Regions from separate parts of the Mus musculus genome. Here region 2 is linked to region 1. Evidence: chromatin loops called from intact Hi-C (ENCODE). Cell type or tissue: left cerebral cortex. All regions are shown on one strand. Each heading gives the region's core, and the rest is flanking DNA. Links, peaks and the distances in the headings are about the cores only. Region 1 holds the start of Ell2 (elongation factor for RNA polymerase II 2). Region 2 holds the start of LOC115488213 (a small nucleolar RNA gene).

Region 1 (16,268 bases), core at 1-8,000:
CTGTTGGGGAAAACATAATATAATAATATAAAGCATTTTTAAAAACTGGTTCCATATTCCAGGTGTGTGAAAAGCGACTGTCAGCAGACATGCCCTCCACCTGTGCCTCTTGGCATCCCATGCCCATTTACAATCTATCTTCAGATCTCTTCTCTAAAAACTGCAAATTTGAAACAATGAAGAATTGAGATTTGAAGAAAAGCAAAATTTCAGTATCTCCATCAGATTCTGTTTTGATAAACCCTGAGAACTTAGTGTGTTTACTTAATGATTATCCACAGAATTATATAATTTGCCTAAATCATAGCTTATATATTCCTAACTCTCGGTGAACCTTTATGTTAAATGGTTATTTAAAAGAATAAATGAAACAGAAAAAATAATATGGACAAAATAACTCCTGATGCTCAATTTAGCAAATAAAGTTAACACTTTAGGCCCTTAGAAAATTCTTAAAAATTCATCATTTCTTCATAAGCCAAAGCTTCTTGGTAGCCATTTGTCACCAAGGACCCTACTCTATTAGCACAGACATGGTAAGAACAGTTTTATGTAAGAAAAGAAAACCATCCCCAGTCCAGATAAGTCCTCAAAAGCTGAACCACCCCAAAGCTTTCTCTCATCTAGCACAAGCCGACACTCTCAAACAGCAGTTACAATTTAAAGTCACAAATCCTGCTTCTAATGATGGAAAGTTTAAAAAAAAAAAAAAGACCAATGCGTTTCCACTGGAGAATAAAAGGGTTCAGGGTTCAGGCAGATGCCCACTGCTAGCAACTGTTACTGGGTCAGCCCTGGTCTGGATGAACCAGGAAAGGTACCCAGGCATGCCCACAGGTTTATGCTACCTATTCCAGAGTACCCTGATTTAACTTCTTCCCATGTCCCTACAAGGTTGTGATTTTCATCCTAAGTTAGACTCGATTCCGAAGCCTCTTAACAAGTGTTTTTATTAAAATAAATAAATAAATAAATAAATAAAACCCCCCAGAAAACCCCAAAGTATAGCTTAAGTGACCCAACTAAGGACAGGAGCTGGTTAACTGAGAGCAACGCAATGTCTAAAGAAAAGGCTGAGTCAGCTCGTTCAACCCCACCCACCCGCAGCATGCCACATTTAGAAAAATGGAGACCCAGGGACTGATTCAATGTACTAATTTATATGCCAGCAGTGGAAAATGGGTGAAGACAGGAACAGGGACTAAGAACAGTTCAGAATAAAGCCACGGACTTCAGTAATTAAAACAAGCAACATTAAAACAGCATCTAAGCAGAGAGTTGACAGAGAAACAAGATTTGATATTCTGTCTCTGTTAAAATAATGACATATAAACAGAGGTGAGCTGGGCACTCTAACCTTAATTCCAAGTATGAAAACACCAGACAGAAATGAAGGCCATACAAAGATAAGAAAACAAACTCCCTTTCAGGGCCCCATTGGACACTGGGGTCGGGGGTGGTCTGTCACTTCAGTTATCCTGGGCAGCACCTTCTCTTTTCTTTAAGTGGACCTCTTCACCAATTCCCTGAACCAGTGTATGGTGAAATATCCCTGTTTAACTGTACAGTTTGCCTTTTGTTTCCTAAAGGGGGTGATCCCCATCCCCGCCCCGAACCCTCAGAGTTAACTTTCTACACCACTCTAACTCAGCCTCAGCCTTTCCATATCCCCAGGTCTGTTCTGTTGTCTTTTAATTGGGGGCTTGGCTCCTCTTCTTCCTCTCCTTATGTCCCCTTACCTCACTTCTTCCCACTGTCATTGCTTCCTATGCCCCTGGAACCCACAACCTTATCTCTCCATCTTGCAGGGCTGAGTTTCTCTGTCAGCCTTGGCCCCCCTGCCTTCCTGCCTGGCTTTCCCCAGATGGGCCTCCCACTTCATGCTGGTACTGGCCTCTTTCTTGCTTGTGAACCTGTCTGGAGAGTAGCTACTAGCACATTCAGTTTTGCTATTTGGATCTTTGTGTCTTTATTGGTGGCTCTACACTGCTCTCCAAGCCTTATTTGAGGTCTTCTCCCTGGGTGGAAGGTCTGTTTCTCCATATACTTGCACTCCTCCCTGTTGGCTTCCCCTTAATCTCCACAAAACGTGTCATTACTTTCCACCATATGCTTCTCTGTGCATAACACGTGCCCAATCAATTCTTTGGGAGCCTCTGAGAGCATATGATCTGGATCTTTCCTTTTCTGTCAGGTGAACTCATATACTCCCAAGATGTACACAACTGTTTATGTTCTCTCTGTGTGTGCATGTGTGTGGGAGCTTCTGGAAGCTCTGCTGGCCCAGGTTTCTGCTTCTCACGATGGCTCTGCCTAAGACTATTTTTCTCTGTATGCATTTAAAGTGCCTGGCACTAGTAGGAGCTCAACAGATGTTAGTTCTTTTTCCACTTTTATCTAAGTATGTGAGGTCCGAGTCCCTCTGTGCCTGTTTTATGAGACATATTGGAATATATTCTTTAGTAGGCACTGAACTTCTTGTTAGAAAATCCTGTGGGGTGTAGCTGTTTGTTTCTTTTCTCTGAACAAAATGCCCCTGGCTCTTCCATATGGTATAGTCTTTCCCTTCGACAACATGTCCACTTTCGTCTCCCTACTCCCCCACCCCCTTTTACATGCCCATAATCGGCTTCCTTATACCCCCATCTGGTTAAATTGTCATTACGGTGCCTTTCTGTGCGAAAGTTCCTGGGTTTGGACTCCAGCTACAGGGTATGTGCCTTGGAGCCTCTTCCTCTAGTGGAGTCAAGCGCTCAGAGTATGGGATGAGGCGGAGACCACAGGTTTCTCTCTCTGGGGCCCAGGAAAAGAGCAGAATCTCATCCAGTCAGCCGTCTGTCTCCCCACAACCTTCGGGCTCGCTCCTCGCCAACAGACAGCGAGCCAGCACAGGACGCGGAGCGCCTTTCGGCTACGCGGAGCTTCTGAGAATTCCTTTCCCCAGACCCGGCCGTCTTGTTTCAGGCTCTAGTTGATTTTGAGTCTTCTGGTGTCTCTCCCGGAGATGAGGTGTCGGTTTGCGGCCACTCGGTATGCGGTGTGTCTCCGGGAACCCAACCCACAGAGCTGGAGTCCCCGAGTCCCCGAGAGTGCAAGGTGTGTCCCCCTCCCCCTCCTCGCAGCGCCAGTGTCCCGGCCTTCCCGAGTACACCATGTACACTCTCGCCTGCAATAGGGGTGCCAGTGTCTCCGAGTCCCTGAGAGTACTAGTTATGTCTTCACCCCCACGGAGTGCCGCTGCCCCTCGCTCAGCGACTCAGCCATCCCTCCGCGTTTCCCAGAAAACTCTGACCGCTCGCGGCCTCCGACCCTCGCTTCTTTACTGGTAGCTCCGTGCGCCCCCTCCGAGGGTAAGGCGATCGCCACACTTCTCTCCCAAAGGACCCGGTTCCTCCTCCGGACCAAACAAGCCAGAAACCCCGCGGGCGGCTGTCGGAAAGTCCCGCAGCGGCCGCGCAGCCCCGGCCAGGCCGACCCCGCCACAAGGGGCCGCCCGCCCGCGCCCTCGATCCAGAGGCCCCGGACCGCGGCGTCGGCGCCCGCGGCTGGCCTCGTTCCCTTCGGCGGGTGCGGAGGCAGCAGCGGGAGCCAGCGCCCCACCGGCGCGGCGCCAGGCGCCCGGCAGAAAGATCAGTGGCCGCCGCCTCCCCGAGCGCTGCCCGGCCGGCCGCTCACCTTGTGGCTCTGGTAAGTCTCCAGCGCCCGGATCGCCGTCTCGGTGAGCTTCACATGCAGCACGGTGATGTTGTCCTGCCCCAGCCGCCCGCACGCCAGCCCGTACCGCTGCTCCTCCCGCAGTCCCGCAGCCCCCCCCGCCGCCATCTTAAACTCCCCGGGGTGCCACCGCGGACGCCGCTCGGGCTCCAGCCTCCACTGCGGCCGCGGCTGCTCGGGCTCCTGCAGCCGCCGCCACAGCTACGGCCATCCCGCTGCTGACGTACTGTCATATACTGCGCGCAGCTAGACCTCGGGCTTCCACAGCTGCGGGCCGCCCCACCCTCGAGCCCGCACCCCGCCCTGGACTCTGTTCATTGGTCTGAATCCCCACAGAGCCTCCCTCATTGGCTGCTCTTCACCTCAAGGGGGCGGGGCCCAAAGTCGCAGGAGTTTTGCTCTCAGGACGGGACGTCCGACAGAGGAGAGGTTGACGTCGGGGTGACGCGTCGAGTTAATCTTATCTGACGTCATGTCTCGTCTTGGCTCTCCTGCGGCGATTGGCTGGACCGATTTGGGGCAGAACCCTGCTAATTGGGTGTCAAGGTTACCAAGTGAGCCTAAGTCGGAGCCCCGCCCCTTGAGAGGTAATAGTGGACCGAACACATAGGTCAACCTGTTCTTGCGGTACGAAGTGAAGATCCCCATTCGGTAGGGGTGAAGGCAGGACAGATGACCAAGTACGGATTTTGTTTCCTGACAGCTGCACAAGCTTTGGGTCTTGATATGCTCTGTGGTGCAGACACCGTAGGCTGTCTCAAGAGAGCTTTTCCTTAAAAGGAAGTTCAGTACTGGGGTGGCACAAAGGTTTATTTATTTGTTTGTTTGTTTGTTTGTTTGTTTATTTTTAATTCCAGACTTGAAATTACCAAGTCAGCTGTAGTCTTCAGTAGTTGTGTGAGACTGTGTGGAAAACTTAAGCACAAAATTATACCAGTGCATTAAATGTGTTTTGAGTGGTGGTCATGATACAATAAATAGAGTTGGACCTTAGAGTCTTTCAAAATCAACTCATACATGTATGTGACTTCAAAGGAATAGAATATGCACTGGAGCTCATCATATGATCAGGGTTATGCCTTTTTATGGGTCATGGGGAAACCATACTGTTCGGGGTTTCTTCTTTCAAAGGCCCTTGAAGAGTATAACTGACCTTGAGGTAGGTAAAAAGAAACAATGATACCACCCATTCTCTGAGTCTTCTTTGAGATCTGTGTCTTTCATTGGTTTTATTTAGGCTAGGAGGTCTTACTGAGTTTAAATGGAGGAGGTAGAGGCCAAAGTGTAAGGAGGCTTGGCTTAGTTTCCACTTCAGTTTACACTGTGTGTGGGCATGGCTAAAGGAGGGTGCCTACAGCAATCCTCTTTAAGCTGTGTGCGGATAGACTAGATAGGTTTCCCCTGAGAAGGTCAATTAATTGGCTGATCAGAAACACAAGACAAAAAGCAAACAATTGCCAAGTTGAGGCTGGGAGATTGACTGTGGAAGGTAGGTTCTAGGCCCGCCTGGGCTTCAAACCAAGCCCTGTCTCAGAAAACAAGAGCAAAAACTAAACAAACAAACAAACAAGTGAAAGATTTAAAAGCAGGGATAGGCACTCTGTACAAATATCCCTTTTTGGCCGGGCGTGGTGGCACATGCCTTTAATCCCAGCACTCGGGAGGCAGAGGCAGGCAGATTTCTGAGTTCAAGGCCAGCCTAGTCTACAAAGTGAGTTCCAGGACAGCCAGAGCTATACAGAGAAACCCTGTCTCGAAAAACCAAAAAAAAAAAAAAAAAAGAAGATATCCCTTTTTGTTTTAAAAATCGAGACATTCATTATTGTAAAGCCCTACCATCGTCTTTCTGGATTTTTTTTTTTTTTATAGATATTTACATGGTATTTTTCTAGCTTTTAAATACAATTTGGGCTATAATTGCCTTTAATTCTATATTCACCCCACACCTTAGTAAATCCCCCCTTTTCCAGACCCTCAAGCATTCTATGAATGCTTGCTATGAAAGTCTCAGAAGGAATTCTTTCTGTAGTGTGGTTATTAAATAAAAGTCTGAGTATCAAGTCTAGTTTCATCAGATCACTTTGTAGCTTGTCCTGATTTCAGCCCACTGGTATGAGTTCTGTTAACCCATGGTTTCCACCTATTACTTTAGTGTTCGTATAGTGCCAGTTCACTTAAATTCATTGAATAAGGAAATTAAGGCAATAACAAGGGGGTGAATTAAGAAATGTACTTTTACAGGGCAAAATAAAAGCTTCATGTTTCATAAAACATGAAATATACCTGACTCAAATATCTAAATGAAATATAGTCTGGAGAACACTTCTGTGTGAACCTTTCTTGTTTTCTTTCCTTCTCTAGGGAAGAACTTAACACATATCTAACGCCTTAGTTATTTGGGGGCGGAGTGAAGATGGAAATGGGGGGGTTTGCTCGAACAAGTTAAGCCTGTATCCCACTGCTTTTCCGGTGAGGGTGGGTAAATCCCCACCCACAGGACATCCTAACTTAGTCTCCTCTTACTAAGAATTCTGATGACAGCCAAAGGCTGGGGGAGTTTTGAAACGTCTTATTTCTTTCCCCTTTTCTAGTAGAAGATTATTATCTTCATTTTAGGTAAAATTTTCTCACACCTTATTTTATTGGGAATCAAATCTTTATTAATGGCTAATATGATGGTGTAGCAAATTAATGTTTATTTGCATTATTTTTCCCTTTTGAGCTTCTCAACTGGGCATGGAAACAATCTTCATACATGCCAGAGTAGCACTGCCCAACAGAAATTTTGATTGATTATGCTGATACAAGCCAGATGGTCAGTTTGTGCTGTCCATAAGAATAGTTTGAAGGAGGCTGATGAAAGTCACCCTTTGGGAGGCTTACCACTGTATACATGTTTTCTGTATCTTTGTTCAGGTTCAGTTTAAATGATTAGTCATTGAATGCCAGATAAGTGTAACATTGTGGAAAATTTAAATATTCAACGTTATGGTTTCCAGGGGGAGTTTTCTGTATAAATGTGAATGAACCAACACACAGCAAAGCAATTAGAGAATTAGTAGATGCTAATTTGGATATGTTGGTGATGAGCTTTAAAAAATGCAAAAAAAAAAAAGTCTAGAAGTTTTTGTGGAGGTAGGTCTCTTGAAGGCCAAGTGAATTCTTGATAAGTTGAGTGATACAGATGGAGAGATATCAATACTAATTATTGTAATAATCACTCTAAACAAACTCACTCATTTTCTGAATGAGGAATCAGAGACCCTGTTAATTTAAAAGGAACCTGCCTAACTTATTATAATTGGAAGAGGTGAGTCTGAGTCAGCTTTTTAACCTAGCACCTATATACACTGAATAGATATTGTTGTCTTTCACAATTACAAAGGGAAATAGTGTGAGGCAGGACCTACCGTGGCTCTGATGTATACTTGTGGAGTTCATAGAGAGGCTGCTTGAACATTAAGAAATATCGTGGCCTTCAGATGTGCCGTCACCCCTCATCTCTGGTTGCTACATATTTAGCAACCATTTCAGATGTCTCTGACATCTTCAGGAACCATGTGATACCAAAATAAGTGAAACAGATCAAAATGTCATAGCGATGGTGCTACTAGGTTATGATGAGTTGGAGGTATTTAAAAACCTGATAATTTCTTGGTTCAGATTAAGTGATCTCGTCCAGTATTGCCAGATTTAATTTTTAGCATAGCTAGTAGACAATAACATTTATATGAAACCTTTGATTTTTATTAGCATTTAGCCAAACATTTTAATGTATAGTAACAAGCTTGCTTATCCTAGCACTTGAGAGGATGAGGCAGGAGAATTAAGAGTTCAAGACCAGGTTGGACAAGTGTAGGGGTTGTTTGATAATTTCTTGTTAGGAAGTATTAGAGATAGAGTGCTATATAGATTTAAAAAAACAACCAAAAAAAAAAAAACCTAAACTGAAATGGGGTTCAGCAAATATCTTGTATTTCTGTAGATTGTATGTTTATCTAGGAAAGGCTTAAGAGTGGTACTTATATAGATGTTGGGAAGGGAGGTTGAGTCTTTCTGTAACCATATATACAAAGAAGACCCAAGACTAATAGTTTTCTGGAATAGACTGCCCATCACTGCAGTTTTTCAGGTACCAGTTCCATTCTCGCTCTTGTATACTAGGATACTGGGATTGGTTAGTGCATATCCTGGCAGAGGCAACCCCTGCTTTTTCCCACAGGCTAACCTTTTCTGACCATCTTTTTCTACAGTTAGTCTCCAAGATTCTTTGCTCATTTTAGGGCAGTCTGACTCTTTTTAAAATATTTGATCTAGGTAGATGTAGAGAAAGTTTGGTTAGCCTCTTGGTACCCTATCCGTCTACGCAGCATTCCTGTTTCATCATCTGTTCTATTCCTTCCTTCACAGATGGGGCTGAGTAGTGATTGTGCAATAGAACAAGACAGATGTAGGTGGATAGTGTAGATGTGTCTTTATTCTCTACTCTTTTTAGATTGATCGAATTCAACAGTTCTCTTTTAGAGATATGATACTTCATTTTAACTATAAAGGTAGTGTAGGACCTGGGAGAATGGAGTCAATAAATAAAGCTGACTAAAGTCTCATGAAATAGCCAAGTTTATTCAGAGCACCATAAAATTTATATTCTGAGAGTTAAAAAGAGTCACATGAGTAAGTAAAGTGTGCATTCACAAGGGCCAGCCACATGGGGCAGGCAAGCAAGCACGTGGCAGAAACGTTTCTTCCACCGAGGCATATAAATGAATAACAATAGCCAGTCCTAGTAAACAATCGGATGCAAACTCACTCCTATCCACTGTGCCTGGGAGGGGCAAGAAAGCACAATCCAAGAACAATTCTGTGGTTTTGATGAAACTGAGGTCCTAAAACTCTTGTAGTTTCTTGGAGATTTTCACACAGGCACTTAGAAATCTCCTCGAACAACCAAAAAGTTCTTTTTCTCGAATTTTGTTTGTTGGGTCTTGTCTGTCTGTCTGTCTTTCTTTCTTTCTTTCTTTCTTTCTTTCTTTCTTTCTTTCTTTCTTTCTTCCTTCCTTCCTTCCTTCCTTCCTTCCTTTCTTTCTTTCTTTCTTTCTTTCTTTCTTTCTTTCTTTCTTTCTCTCTCTCTCTTTTCCTTCCTTCCTTCCTTCCTTCCTTCCTTCCTTCCTTCCTTCCTTCCTTCCTTCCTTTCTCTGTCTCTCTATTTCTGTCTCTGTCTCTCTCCCTCTCTTTCTTTCTTTCTTTCTTTCTTTCTTTTGTCTTTTCTCATTAGAAGACCTATCTATAAGAGGTTGTTTGCCCTTTGGAAAGAAAAGTCATATTGTATTCTCTTGCATACCCTAAACACCAAAACAAATAAGCAAAAAAGCAGAGCAGAGCAGAGCAGAGCAGAGCAGAGGAGAGCAGAGCAGAGAGCAGAGAGCAGAGAGAGCAGAGAGCAGAGCAGAGCAGAGCAGAGCAGAGCAGAGCAGAGCAGAGCAGAGCAGAGCAGAGCAGAGCAAAGCAAAAACAACTTTCCTTTCTTGATACAGATGCAGAGAACTGTCCATAACATGGTAATTAACAATCTCTTTTTTATGTGTGATAATTGCTTTCTGGCTTTTCATCATAGTGTAAAGCCCCAGAAGATGGCAAAAAGATTCTAAAAGAGTATTGAAAAGAAGCTCACATTTCCAGATAAATTCAAGAATTAGGTAGAAGGGAAATATGCTGTTTGTCTGCCCAGCTCTTCATTTCTAACATACTAATAGTGAGCAATACCATCATCAAGAAACAGGGTTTCACATGTGGAACTTGTGGCTCTAGCTATATTTGTAGCAGAGGATGGCCTAGTCGGTCATCAATGGAAGGAGAGGCCTTTGATCCTGTGAAGGCTCTATGCCCCAATATAGGGGAATGCCAGGACCAGGAATGGGAGTGGATGGGTTGAGGAGCAGGGGGCAGGGGAGGGGATAGTGGATTTTTGGAGGGGAAACTAGGAAAGGGGATAACATTTGAAATGTAAATAAAGAAAATATCTAATAAAAATTAAAACAAACAAACAAACAAACAAACAAACAAAAAAAGAAACAGGGTTTCACTTAAGAGCCCAGGCAGGCTTCAAACTCCCATCTCCAATCTTTTGAATGCTGGGATTACAGTCCTGTCCCACCATACTGGGCTTACTAGCTTATTCTTGATAAAGCTTTATCAAGAATAAAAAAGTAGTTAAGTTATATTATTTCTGCATTTCTGTCCCCTTAGAACATTGTAAGGTAGCAGCTATTGTAGACTCTTGTGCTTGAGATCAGCAAGGCTCAGAGAAGCTATATATGGTCCACATTATGAGTAAGAGAGCCAAGCCATACCTCAGTCTTTGTATTCCAAATCTAGCAATCTACTTTTGAACATAGCTCTGAGGTCTGAAGAGTTAAACTGAATATGCCATGATGGGTACATTGTGATACCATTGTGGGTACATTGGGAACTGTTTTTGTTGATGCTTTTGAAAGAATACTGAATCATTTGAACCATGCCATTTCATGCCAACACTTAACATCCTTCTGCATATCAAAAATATCCACTCAGCTTTGGTGACTTTAGTGAGATTTATGAAAAGTACATTTTGTGTTGCATCACAACCTTTTGTGTAATAAATATGCAGAGCATCTATATGCTCATTTGAAAAAAATCATGATAACTCAAAATGATTAGATTTTATGGTTGTCATATCTTGCTTATATTGTATATCATTCATTTCTATGATTTATTTGACAATGTGTCTTTGGTCAAAAGTACCCCAATAATGTCATTTGTTCCCATGTGAAAATGCCAATTACTTTATGACCATAAGCACAGAAAAAGCAGTGGCTGCCTAATACTTACTTCTAGTACCTTCTATAGCAGCAAGTATACAATAAATATAGCTCACCTATAAACTTGGAAGATCATTTTGATTCAACTTAGGGGGCTAGAATCCCAGCTGTGATGGGTCACATTTTTATCTTCAATCAATTATTCAAAAACTGAATCAAGCAGCTGCTCCTTGGCCTTTTATGGTATACTATTTGGAGACCTTTTGCTAATGCTTGGAATTTTTTGGATTAAGCACCATGATCCTTTTAGGTTAGACGCTTACAGAGCTAGAACTAGGCAGTGGAATCTAACAGGAAGTAAGCTGCAAGGATGAGGCAAGTTCTGCAAGAAGCGTGGTGTAGACATTAGTTGGTGACGCTGGCGTTGCTAGTAATCATTCAGCTCAGTTCGTAAGGAGAAACTTCATGGAAAAGTTGGCATTGTGGTGCAAAGCTTGCATTCGGAGCTAAAGTGTCTTTCTTCCCACAGGCTTACAGATTCAATGCTGTTCCCAGCTGCTGATGCTGTTTTGGAAAGTGGTGGGGCCTAGTCAGCAGACATAAATACTGGAGTGGCACTGAAGGATGAGGGTGTTATCCTGGTTTCTAGTTTGCTTCCTGATCTTCTGAAATGTGGGTCTCAGCTTCTTCTAAAGATACTTTAGTATGGACAGAGCCAACCCGGCTACCATGTCTCTCTATTGCAAGGACTAGTTGATATTCCCTCAGACTATTCACCAAAATAAACTTCTCCTTCCTTGAGATGCTTCTATCAGCTGACTGTCACAGGAGTCAGAAAAAGAACCCAGGAGGTTTTTGTTGTTTGTTTTGTTTTCTAATTTATTATTAATTTTTTTTATCCTTTAATCCTTTTTTTTACAGTCCAGACTTTATACTGTTGCGCGCACTCAACAGGCCAGGAAGAACGACGCTGCTACAGGATCCTTCTGCACACATTTATTCAGTCCTGTTTCTTCTTTCTCCATATATCTCCCTTGTTTATATCTCCCTTGTTTATATCTCCCCTGTTTATATCTCCCCTGTTTATATCTCCCAATAATAACAATCCTCTCTCGAATAATAATCCTCCCTCTAACCCGGGCCTCTCACTCTTATATACTCTCAGTTCTCATCCATGCACAGCAGGCCACGCCACCTCACCAGGCACGCAGCTTCAGCTAATCAGGGCAGCAGGGGCAAATCTCCACCAAATTGGATTCACCTGTATCCTGGTACACCTGCGCAGCACTCAAGATGTTTGTGTCTTATATGAGGAAGTCAGGTGCAAGTCATATGACTTAGCTACAGTCTCTGGCGCCTTTGGGACTGCCGCCACACCCACTCCCCACAATTCCCCCTTTTTTCTTTTTTGGCAGAGAGAATGTCTGTAGATAGCCCCCCGCAGCCATGCCCCTTACCCGTCCTTGGGTGACAAACAGCATTGGTTTGATCCCTGTCTTAGGTTGGTGACATGCCCAGGGAGTCTTATCACTGACTACCTCTCAATCATGCCAAGCCACACCTGGGGAGATTGTGTTTTGCTTGTGGCAGGTGCATCAAAAGGCCAGGATGTTGATTAATCTATGGCCAGATCTTAATTGCTGCAAGCAAGCCTCATGGGTGAAGGTAGAGGTCTGATCCCCAGTGTGCAAGCATAGGGGCCCTACACAAAACCATCCCTTAGGCTCATCACCCAGAGAGGTCTTGGCCAGCTCCCGTGTCGTTTTTCCTAGGGGAAGGGAACTAGGACACTGAACCTTCATGCAATCAGACGTGCCTTCCACAGGATGCCAACAGCAAGCTATCCTCTGTGCAGTGCTTAGCCTCGCACCCCACGGCATAACGCAGCATAATTTCTTTTAGAGCGGCAAACCGAATCTGAGGAGATTGTCCCGCCTCCACTGCAGCAAAAGCCTACGCTACCATGGCGAAAGTGCGGGCCGCACACTCTGCACCTAACACATGTGCCAAACACAAAACACACACACACTATAACAAGCATACATCCCAGGGCTCTCATCCCCGCTCATCTTCCCTGAAGCAAGGGATAGATAGCCAGAGGGGCTATATCTTTAAGGGGAATTCAGGGATCAAAAAGCGTGGAAAAATTTGAACGTCATGTCGAGCTGGTATCGGCTTCTGGAACACCGAAAGGATCTCCCATCTCGGCTCCATCCTTTGTGCTTGTGGGATCATCCACCACATCCACAGGGGCAACTGGATCAGGAGCCTCATTCTTGTAGCGTCTCACCAATCTCTCCAGCACCCAAAGAGGTTCCATCTGGTCCTGTGGAAACACACAAACAGACCCTCTCGCCCACGTCAACACCTGATCTGGTTGATCCTCTCCAAATCTCCGGACAGAAGGTCCACCTACAGGTGGATGCTGAGGAGGCATAGGGAAAGGACGCAGAAGCTAATTCGCCTTCCTCCTCTGCCTCAGCTCTTTTATTTTGTCCTTTCTGTCCACCTGATAACACTGTGTCTCCTTTCTTTTTCCTTTTTCTTTTTAAGCCCTTCTCCTCTTCCGACATATTTTCTTGTTGCTCTATAAGGATTTTCTGACCTGTCTTGACTGTCTCTACACACAGTTTCAAACAGTAACAGAGTCCATATATCAGAACAAAAAAGACCAAAACTATCAGACCTACCCACAAAGGGCCAATGGGAGAAAAAAGCATAACTACACAGCGAGGATCTCTTGATCACTACACTGAGGTTATCATAGTTCCTTAACTTGTCCCAAAACCAGGAACCTTAACTTGTCCCAAAGCCAGGAACCTTATCGTTACTTTGTGCCTCCTTCCTGGCAACTTTATACTTGCCTCAATTTTATCCGAGGTCCTTCCCAAACCCCTGGGGTCGCAAGTTTCACTTACCGTGAACTTACCCTGCCTGCAACCACTGACTGCTGAAAGTTCTGAACTCAGTGGGGGAGTCGGGTCCCCGTACGGGCCACCATTTGTTGCTTCCACTCTCGACCAGCAAGAACGACGTGACCACCAGTCCTTCTAACAGCAGTTTATTCAGTCTTCATCTTTCTTCTTCCTGTTCATCAGTACCTTTCCCCAGCTGAAGAGTTCTGAATCCACACCGGATCCTTCTCAACAGTCTGTTTCACGGGAACTTTTATTAACCCCTTCTTCCCCGTTATGCAGTTCTGAATCCTCCCTGTAGCAGGGGGTCTTCCCTCTTGCCTGAAGATGTTTCTCGTCCCGGGTTTCAGCACCAACTGTTGCGCGCACTCAACAGGCCAGGAAGAACGACGCTGCTACAGGATCCTTCTGCACACATTTATTCAGTCCTGTTTCTTCTTTCTCCATATATCTCCCTTGTTTATATCTCCCTTGTTTATATCTCCCCTGTTTATATCTCCCCTGTTTATATCTCCCAATAATAACAATCCTCTCTCGAATAATAATCCTCCCTCTAACCCGGGCCTCTCACTCTTATATACTCTCAGTTCTCATCCATGCACAGCAGGCCACGCCACCTCACCAGGCACGCAGCTTCAGCTAATCAGGGCAGCAGGGGCAAATCTCCACCAAATTGGATTCACCTGTATCCTGGTACACCTGCGCAGCACTCAAGATGTTTGTGTCTTATATGAGGAAGTCAGGTGCAAGTCATATGACTTAGCTACAGTCTCTGGCGCCTTTGGGACTGCCGCCACACCCACTCCCCACATTATACCACTCCTGCTCTGCCCTCTGCCCTACCCTGACTGCTCCCCATTCCATACTTCCTCCCCCTACCCCCCAATCCCATCTCCAAGAGGATACCCTCACTCTCCAACTCCCACACCAGGCCTTCCCATTCCCTCGGGCCTCAATTCTCTTGAGGGTTAGATGCATCTTCTCTCACTGAGGCCAGAGCAGACAGTCCTCTGCTGCATATGTGTTGGGGTATCTCATATCAGCTGGTGTATGCTGCCTGGTTTGTGGCTCCGTGTCTAAGAGATCTCAAGAGTCCAGGTGAGTTGAGACTGCTGGTCTTCCCATGGGGTCGCCCTCCCCCTCAGCTTCTTCCAGCTTTTCCCCAATTCAACCACAGGGGTCCCAACTTCTGTCCATTGGTTGGGTGCTAGTGTCTGTGTCTGCATCTGACTTTTTCAGTTGCTTGTGGGCGAGTAGTACATTGAGGAATTAAACAAGACAATAGTCAAGGAACAATTAAGACAATAAACACAAAGTCCCATGTTCACTCTGGTGATGGTTGTTTCTAAGTATGATCAAGCCTACTTCTTTGTCCTACCCTAAAACCAGATTCTTACTTTCTTGTCCTTGACCAACGTCAAGTTCCTGTTCCTGCTTGAACTTACTTCTCTGTCATGCCCTCGTGTCAGATTCGTGCCTGGACTTACTTCTTTGTCATGGCCTGATGTCAGATTCCTGCCAAGCAGCCCATTTCCTTGTCCTTGGCCAATGTCAGATTCCTGCCAAGTGGGAAAAGGCTCTCCACACCTGTCTTTGGGGTGGGGCAGGGGAGTTGCACAGACCTGTTAGCAATGGGGAAGCAATGGAGGCTCTTGACTAGAACTGCACTGCTCTAGTCCAAGTTGGAACTATTAAGGAGACAATAGAATGAGCAGTAGATGAGAATAGGAGATACTTGGGCAAAGAAGCCAAGTTAGGAAGGAAACAAAATCCCATAGTCATGTACTGATGACTTCAACAGAGAGGCAGAGGAGGCTATGAGAGGCTCTAAGAGGATTGGAATGAGTGTTTTGCCAAGGCTGTTATGGCACAAGAGATGAATATGTACTAGAAATTCCTACCTTATTTCTGGTTTCCTAGAAGTTGTGATAGGAAAACTAATAAGCAAATCAGGAGAGTCAGCCTATATTACAGGTATTGTTCAGTGCCTGGAAAACATTGAAAAACTGTGGGTCCTAGGCTACAAAATCTACCCCTTTGTAGCAATAATAGTTATGGACTTGAACAAGTTTGCTGAGGGAGATGGTGAGGAAAGAGGATGGGGAAGGAAAGAACTGGAGAATCTTCCCAAATCTCAAACCCACTGAAAGGGATTCATACCTTTCTTCTGTTTAGAATTATGGCAATGTAGACTACTCATACTGGCCCTTATATTTGTTGCTGTGTGTGTGTGTGTGTGTGTGTGTGTGTGTGTACGTGTGTTTGTGTGTGTGATCCTATGTGTATTTCTAATATCTCCCTAGCTTGACACTATTTTCAGTCACTTGAAAACAGACATGTTTTTGAAGTGGAAGAAAAATGAATTGTATTCATGACTGTTTTTTAGTCATTTTGATTATTTGGTAGTTGTGGCTTTGCACCCCTCATAGGACATAGGTGTAGACAACAGTTGGGGAGCTTGATGGCTCTTTGATCTGGAAAGTACTGAGGACAAAAGAGGATATTGGAAAGTAAACAGAGAGACCAATGACCAGGTTTTTTTTTCTATGTTTTTTTAAATATTTATTTATTTATTTTATGTATATGAGTACACTATCACTGTCTTCAGACACACCAGAAAAGGGCATCAGATCCCCATTACAGATAGTTGTGAGCCAGCATGTGGTTGCTAGGAATTGAACGCAGGACCTCTGGGAGAGCACTCCTGAGCCATCTCTCCAGCCTGTCCAGAGGTAGTTTTGTACTAGAAGTTTGAAACAAGATTCTTTAGTGAGATGAGATGAACAATTTGAGACTCAAACAACTATTTTGAAAGAATATTTATTAAAAACTCATTGCTGCC
Region 2 (8,000 bases), core at 1-8,000, 58 kb before region 1:
CCTTGTAATTCTGGCGTTGCTCATAAGAGACAATAGCAATATATTTTCTAATATGAAAAGAGAGGAAAACAGGATAAATGAGAGAAAGAAAGAATAAGTCCAGTGGCACGAGGCTGGGATTTAAGCTAAATAGTTAAAGAGACTGCCTTCTTGCATATATCTACAGTAACTGCATGTCACTCTGCCTCTGGTTTGTTGCCAGGCCACTCTTTCACAGGACCTTCCAGGTGAAATGACCTTCCAGACAGAAGGCCTTAAGTGTGTCCATGGAGAATGTGAGATTCATTGGTAATGGAAATCAAAAGGAACCACATAAAAAGAAAAGAATGTTTGTACAGACTTGTTCCAGAGCCTTTCTCTATTCCAGACAATTTACTACCACACAGCGGAAGAGACCAAGCCATCTGTTACAAGTAATATGGACAAAGTGCTTGCTAGGTTACATGTCTGGGGGAATGCCACTGAAGACTGAAGTCAAAGCTGTCCCAAGACCCACTGCTTTGTGAGAGGTGACCTTTAGATCTGTGACAAGCAGAACGTTTCAACAAGGACCTTCTGGTTTGCTCTCTGTTCCTTTGTGATACTTCTAATTAGGACAAATTTAAAAAAAAAAAATGACCTAGAGTAAGGCCTTCCACCAAAAAGTTTCTCTAGATTATATCCTTCCCCCACTTTTGGATAAGGAAAGATTTATTTTTACATGTGTATATGTAAGTACTTGCATGTATTTGTGTGTGTGCACGTGTACATGTGCTGTCTTTTCCATATACCAGGTAACTCAGCTGTAAGTAAATCAGTTTAAAGGTCATTTTAATAGTAAGACAAACAGTATCATTAGTTCACAGTCAGCTTTCCTTTTTGTTTTGTTTTCCTGCCATTGAAGATCTATTTTCTTGATTATTTTGGGTTAAAACTGACATCAGGCAGCTGGGGGGAGCTGTAGAATGCATTCTAAGGTGCACACTTGATCCTTACGGTGCCAACATCTTGGAACTTGGGCCTCTCCGGATGGCTTTATATAATCATACCAGTTTTATATAAGTTGCTTTACCACAAATGCCTTGCTGGGAAAGTGGGCAAGTGGGAAAAGTGACTAGTGTGCAAACTGAGCGTCCTCAGTAGTATTCTCATTTCTGCTGAGTTCCACAGTATCGAGGTTGGGTTTTCTAAGCGTGACGGAGACAGTAGCACTGCGCTGATTTAAGTTACCCAGCTGGTCTCAGCTGCAAGAGGACCCCTGCCAGCCACAGGGAGCAGTCCTCTGCAGACATGCTATCTTACTGCACATCAGAGGGAGCCCTGAGGGTGACTCAGGTTCCTGGGAATAAGTGTATATAAGTTATTGTCAGTTTGTTTAAAATTTTTCTTTTTCTTCTACTTTTTTTTCTTACTGTGCGACCCACTTCAGTGCCAGCAGCCTACAGACAGAGGCCAGGCAATGGTTCAGGGCCACGGGTTGCTCTAGCATGGGACACTATGAATGTTTAAAAAATTTTAAGACAGTTCATTATCAAATGAATAAAATCAATATACATTTTTTTTTTTTTGGAAAAAAAAAGGTAAAGACTAAGGCAACCTTGAAACTCTGGTTTAATCCATTGTGTAATATACTTATCACACTTTCTAAGACTCTGACACTTGGTATTTTATTTAATAACTTTGTTAAGGAAAACTACAACGAAGCCAACAATTGTGTTGCAGTTTGATACTGGTATTTTAAGAAAAAACTATTTTTAACAGATTTTTAGGACTTTGCAGTTGGTTTTTAATGAGGTAACAGAATAAAGACGCACAAAAATGAGATAACTCCCAACCACAAGTAACAGAAATATTTTAGCATACAAAAATTTTTGTGGTTAAATGAGAATTATTCAAAGACTCAACATGGAGTCTCCTTTCGGTTTTCTTATGAGGTAAGTTAAGTTCTGAGTTTTGGAAATGTTCTTCTTAGTTTTAGAAAATAGCTGTACTGGTTGGTATAAAGTTTTTAGTTTGGGCAAAACATGTCGCTTTTATTTAAGTAAATTAAATATATAATGAAAGCTTTAGGAACATGACAAGTACACACAGTTCACTGAGGCAGAGGATCAACATTTCTTAGTGATCTATCCAGTGATCATTTCCTGCTGTAAGACTCCACTAACACATTAGGATTAACTTAAAACACTTCTTAAATATAGTTAGCCAATTAGGTTGGCAAACACGGCAATACCTTTGAATCCATAGAGAAATCTTAGGATGTACTATTTTATACATAACACTGTTATTGAAAGGATGTAAAAGTTATCACAGGAGAATGCAGGCGGTATCCTGATTGTTAGCTCCTGGGCTCAACTTTCCTGGGAGAGTAAGGTGAGTGGAGGGTGAGACTCCTAGCACTGGAGTCTGTGGAGGCTGCTCACACTACCCAGTGGCTCCTCACCACCACACTACCCAGTGTGAGCTGAGAGGGGCACTGGCATCATCCTGCTTTCTCATTCTCCAGCAGCTGTAGCTGTCACACTGGGGTTAAGTAGAAGCACAGCTTAGTAAATCTAAAATGTTCTCTCCTCTGCAACAATCAAAGGATACAAGGATAGCCTAACTTGGCCCACTATGAGACGGCAATAACAGAAAAAAAAAAAAGGTTCAGATAGCTCAGGTTATAACTTCATGCTCTAGGTTCTAGCTACAACGTGCAGATTTGTTTCATTTTGAAAGCCTTCTGCTATCAGAGCTTTTAGCTTTTCCACGCTCCACTTTTCCAGGCACTTGCAACTTTACTATTTTCTTCTTACAGAAGCCTTTTATTGTATGAAAAAGCTAGAATTATAAGCCCAAGTTATAATTTCTGTGATAAGCAGTTACAAAAATATTCCCAGCTCAGCATTTAGCAACTTGTTCTCACAAGAAAAACTCATACCTGGTACTAAAGGAAAACGAGGCAACTTTACTATTCTTTCCTCTTAGAATTAATTTGAGAAGAAGACCTTTATTTCCATAAAAAACGAGCCTACGCCTGCTCTGCATTGTTGAGTGCAGACGCTCAAGCCCCGTGAGCACTCTGGGCTCCTCTAGGGCTGTGCTTTGATGGACAGTCAGCTTTGAAGACTCATATGCTCACCCTGGCCCTGGAACAAAGGACAAACTTCTCTATACTTAAAAGCCAGTGAGCACTGCCCTGCACAGGGGAGGCACAAGCTGCTCCTAAAGACAGTGAGTGCATCTGGGACAGCAGGCTCAATGGCAGCCTTTCAATTGCAGAGGTGGCTCCAGGACTCTATTTCTGGAATTACTTACTTTTTTTCATTTGCAAATTATGGGAAAAGAATTTTCGAACTTTCTAAAGTTAAACAGCCCTCTCCATTGGAAGACAGAAAACTTACATCAAATAATCTGGGAGTTCAAGTGCTGAAGAAGGCTCCATGGAGGCTGTGCACCCTTCTTTAACTCCTATGAAGGGGGAAAAACCAGAGTGTTCATCAACCTACTGGTTATCAAATGGCTCTAACTTTAAAATATATTAGAAACATCTGGAACACTTTTCCTCAAATTCTTTTCTTCTACCTCAATAAGCAACAGCAAGCAAGGACTACAATGGAGCAAAAACAATGGAGGCCTGCACCCAGGGCCAGCAGGGCTGACACCAGGCATTTAAAGCACCCAGCTACTGCAGAGTCTGCACAATAAAGGAATTCCATCTTAACCCAAGGTCAATCCTCTATTCTCTCATCAGACTTGTAGCATCTGCCTGGCAATTCAAAGACTGCGGTGGCAGATGCAGCCAGGCAAAGGGGAGATACAAATTTTAAACCAGCATCTACTTTTCCTGGGATTCAAACAAGTAAAAAAGAAAGAAAGAAAGAAAGAAAGAAACAAACAAACAAAAAAGTCAGGGAGCAGGCTGTTTGGGTGGCACTGTTTTTGCTGTCACACTTTTAGCCAGGTAGTGGTACTGAGTAGGACGTTTTCTTCATTGGTTCACAAGGCATTAATAAAAGTGGATGCCTACTTCTCTAACCTGTGGCTCTCACAGCACGTGACAGATGATTTAAGGGTAAACAATAAAAGTTCTGTAGCCACACTTTTAGAGTGGCTAAGTTCTCAGTATCATATTGCTTAACACACAGCTTCCAGGGACTATGTTTAGACAATTTTTTTTTTTTTTAAATTCAAGGCACCCTTAATAATTCTAACTCTAATCTGCTGGCAAAACATATGTTCACTACAAAGTAAATGTGAATATCTGACAATTTATAAGTCTTTTAAAAGGTAAAATACACTAAATAAATTACATAGAGTCAGTGGACTTATTGTTCATCTATATTAATTTGACTTGGCTGTGGCCACAAGACTGTTCAAGGAAGAGCATCAAGTATAGAATCCTTGGTCTGTGTCCTAGATGCCAGACCAGTTCTACCAGATATAGAAGATGCAGGTTTGGATCTGCCCTCCACTTGTGAAGATCACACTTGGTACCTATCACTAAAAAAAAAAAAAAAAAGACACAGGTTTACCCAGGTCTCTATCGCAGAAAACCCACACAAGTTTCTATGGGAGGTCTCGCCACACAGAAACCCATCTTCTTGCGTCACCCCGTGATGGTAGAAGTGTAGAAAGCAGAGGTTACAGGAATCTGGCTTGTTAACTCTAAACATGAAATTTTACTTCATGGCGTATCCTGACTTGACATATTTAAGTCCAAAGAGTAGTATAGGTGGGGTACATAACTTATACTTTGACCATTCTTTAGTGTTCTGCTGATTTACAGGCTATGCATTGCGGTGCAATACATCCAACCCAGGCCAACTGTGATCTTACTATAACTCCTCTTCTGCAAATAAAAACAGTGTCTTCCCTATGACAGAAACGGTCAGTTAAACCTCAGGATTTCAGGTGTTCAGTGTAAGGAGCAAGATCTGACCAACAAATGATGTCAGTTTATTAACAAAATTATCCTTATCTCTACCAGGATAATAATAGCCAGGAAATTACTTTGATTGCAAATGACCAAAGAATTTTTACAAAGAGTTTGACAGTCTTTCTGTGCTAATCTTAATTACAGCAGGGATGCCTCTTGCATCTCAGAAAGGAGGGAACAAATATTTCTATTGTTTATTGTATATCTGTTTAAATCAATTAAAAAAATGTAGCTGTTATAGGGATGTTGCACAGTATGAAAGAGAAGGGAAAGAACAGCAAAGGGGGAGTCTTTGGAGAATGGCAAGCTCATTTTAAAATGACAGTATAAATATGCATATAGAAGTCATGTTCAATACTTAGCTAAAGAAAGACTAAAGTGACAGCTACAAGGTGAAAGAAAAAATGTGCTATAAAAGCACAATATTAAGGTTAGTTAAATAAGTCATTTGCTTAAAAATCTTTATTCCAAACAGCATCATCTACAACTCATAATCGCAGGCTCCTCCAGTTCATTTAACACAGAAAGCAGGCTTTTTTCTCTTTTCCCATTTAAACAAATGTAAAATACCTTCATTGGGATTTGGACTGGCATTACTCAGCTTGGCAGTTTCTTCTCTCTGAAGGTCTTCCTCCTTCTCCTCCATGGTCTCAATGTCAAGTTTCTTTATTTGGTCCTTTTCCTTGTGTTTTTTAGACTTCTTTTTGGACTTTTTGTGAGACACTGGATGCTCTTCTTCCATGGGCTTTGGACACTTTAGCAGAGCTGAGCTGGGGGGTAATGTTTCCAGACAAGTCCTTGAGGTATATTTTTCTTGCTGGTCCTCAAAGATGCTACCATTTTGACTAAAACTGTCAACAGGCAGGTCTTGAGTCCCCAGGCCTTCTGGAGTGCTAGGGGAATTGGAGTTGGAATTTACAGTCTGAGGAGGATTGGAGACAGGCAGGTGGGTTGAAGGCAGCGGCGAGAGGGTGGGGATGGCAGCAGCTGCAGGGGGTGGTAGGAGGCCTGCACAAGATTTTTCACTGGTGGGATTCAAATAACCATTTAATGTCGGTGGGACTCTGTTTGTTAGGTGAGATATTCGAGCTTTTTTGTTCATTAAAGGATCAATGAAATCTGAATCCAAAGGTCGTTTCTGGGAGTTGGGGGAGAAAAGAACAAGGTTTGACAGCTGAGCAGCTTACTCATCATACCAGACTCTAAGCTCAGTCAAAATGAAACCTCAACCAACAACACACACACACTCACACACACACTCAAACACACTCTCACACACACACACACACACACACACACACTCACACACACACACACACACACACACACACACACACACATTTCTAAGAATGCCAAATCAAATGTAAATCTAATTTTAGTTCCTCTGTCAAAAGCTGAATGGAGGAACAGTGCCAGAGTGTTTTTAGATCTTTCAGGCTACCTAAACCCCAGAGACTATTCTGATTTATGTCCATTAGACCAGTCAAGGCAAATCTTCTCAAACCAATAAAGTAAACCACAATCTAAAGGTTCTTCAGGCATCAGAGAGCTTTTTCCCAAGTGCGATCTTCTCCTACCCCTTAGGTAGGTAGAAGTAAGCACCCTCCAGACTGGCTGCAGCTGGCCTAGTTTAGCAGGTGAAAGTAGAAGTCTTCACCATCTAACTTTGTGAGCACTAGTAAGGCGAACCGACTAAAAATGCTCCCGTTGTGAATATGTTTGTGGTCACTTATCAGTTTAACCACCCCACTGTGAACTAGCCCATCCTTTAGACTCAGCTAATGATAATTGCTGAAATGCCATTTTAGTTTTTCACTGTACATATATGTTCACAATGTTGTAAACTAAGTTTTCATAACTGGCTCATTTAAAATGAGGTAGATAGATATACTTTTAAAACCTTGATATATTATCACAATAACATTATATAAATTAAAAGGGAAAATGAGTAGTTGAAAAGTATAAACATACAAGCTATAGTTACATATTTTGTATTTGGACTTAAAAGAATATAACAGCTAACCCATTAGTTCATTATGTTTTACTTTAGTGCCCAGTGTGGAATTGGATCAGTGTATGAGCAGCATCATAGTTGAAGACATTAAGACAAAGTCTCCAAAGATGGCCCTGCTCCTTTTCTCCCACTGCCTTCCTCACAGCTGGTTTCTAACACTCATAGCTAGTCTCTTGCTGGTGTTCTCCACACATCTGTCTGCTTTCCCTTAGTTCTTCAGAGTAGGGTATACAGAGAGGAGGTACTGTGTTAATAATACTAGGGTGGGCAGAGAGGTCTCTGCCAGGATTGGCCCAAAGCAGCCAGGACACACAAACTGTTCGAGATGTCACACTGAGATGATTCTAAGGCAGGTGATCTGTGCAGTTTTGCTCCCTCACAATCAGAAAGCGCGTGCACTGAGCTGCATGGCACGCTGTGGTTTCATAGCTTCCTGGCATACCTGAGGAGATGAGGCAGCGTCTTTGCTGGAACACAGGGGAGACTCTGACCGGCTGGTGCTAGCATTCTGAGATGGATTTAGTTTTCTGTAAAGGAAATACATTGTCTAAGTAATAAAGAGGACTCTGAAATACACATAACACAAAGCTATCCCTGCTTCTCGTTTCCACCTCAACAGTCAAACAACACTTATTTGCACCATTTTTAAAGACAAAAATGGAAACTTACCTAGAGAGCACCAAATCCAATGTCTGTCTGTCTGTCTCACTGTAACCTGGCCAGTCTCGCTGGAGCTCCTTAAATACATAATCCTTTAAAGTATAGGAGAGGTCCTTAGGATTCAGATTGGCCACCTAGAATAAGGTATGAAGAAAGCATGAGCATTTTTGTTACCTATACAAAACAGGCTACACAAAGTTTTTTTTTTTTTTTTTCTTTCTTTTCTTTTATTGGGTATTTTCTTTATTTACATTTCAAATGTTATCCCCTTTCCCAGTTTCCCCTCTGGAAACCCCCTATCCTATTCCCTCTCCCCCTGCTTCTATGAGGGTACTCCCCCACCCACCCACTTACCCCCACCTCCCCACACTGTCATTCCTCTACACTTGGGCATCAAGCCTTCACAGGACCAAGGTCCTCTTCTCC

What was found. A loop is a pair of places that touch in the nucleus more often than their neighbours do. Peaks named below come from ENCODE experiments on the same cell type or tissue, not always from the same donor. Only the 100,000 strongest peaks of a DNase experiment are listed, where the experiment ranks them.
Region 2: it touches region 1 in a loop (4-fold over the local background); 7 of 42 quality-filtered maps call a loop at or near these places.

What each region holds. Positions count from the first base shown.
Region 1 is chr13:75,695,205-75,711,472 of GRCm38, reverse strand. Ell2 (elongation factor for RNA polymerase II 2) reads right to left here and starts at 3,989. Exons shown (of 12, transcript NM_138953.2): 1 at 3,676-3,989. The coding sequence starts at 3,822. It overlaps 1700037F03Rik (a long non-coding RNA gene), which reads left to right and starts at 4,316. Exons shown (of 3, transcript XR_873683.1): 1 at 4,316-4,394. In left cerebral cortex, for the core only: CTCF peaks have their summits at 2,372, 3,464 (motif pointing right) and 4,076 (motif pointing right); DNase peaks (open chromatin) are centred at 3,051, 3,083, 4,049, 6,194 and 3 more places; H3K4me3 peaks cover 4,414 bases; H3K27ac peaks cover 3,845 bases.
Region 2 is chr13:75,761,586-75,769,585 of GRCm38, reverse strand. Ell2 (elongation factor for RNA polymerase II 2) reads right to left here. Exons shown (of 12, transcript NM_138953.2): 6 at 7,584-7,708; 7 at 7,357-7,441; 8 at 5,471-6,038; 9 at 3,366-3,432; 10 at 1-47. It overlaps LOC115488213 (a small nucleolar RNA gene), which reads right to left and starts at 1,531; the gene lies at 1,389-1,531. In left cerebral cortex, for the core only: no CTCF peak of the experiment used is centred there; DNase peaks (open chromatin) are centred at 2,460, 2,754, 3,216, 5,889 and 1 more place; H3K27ac peaks cover 1,136 bases.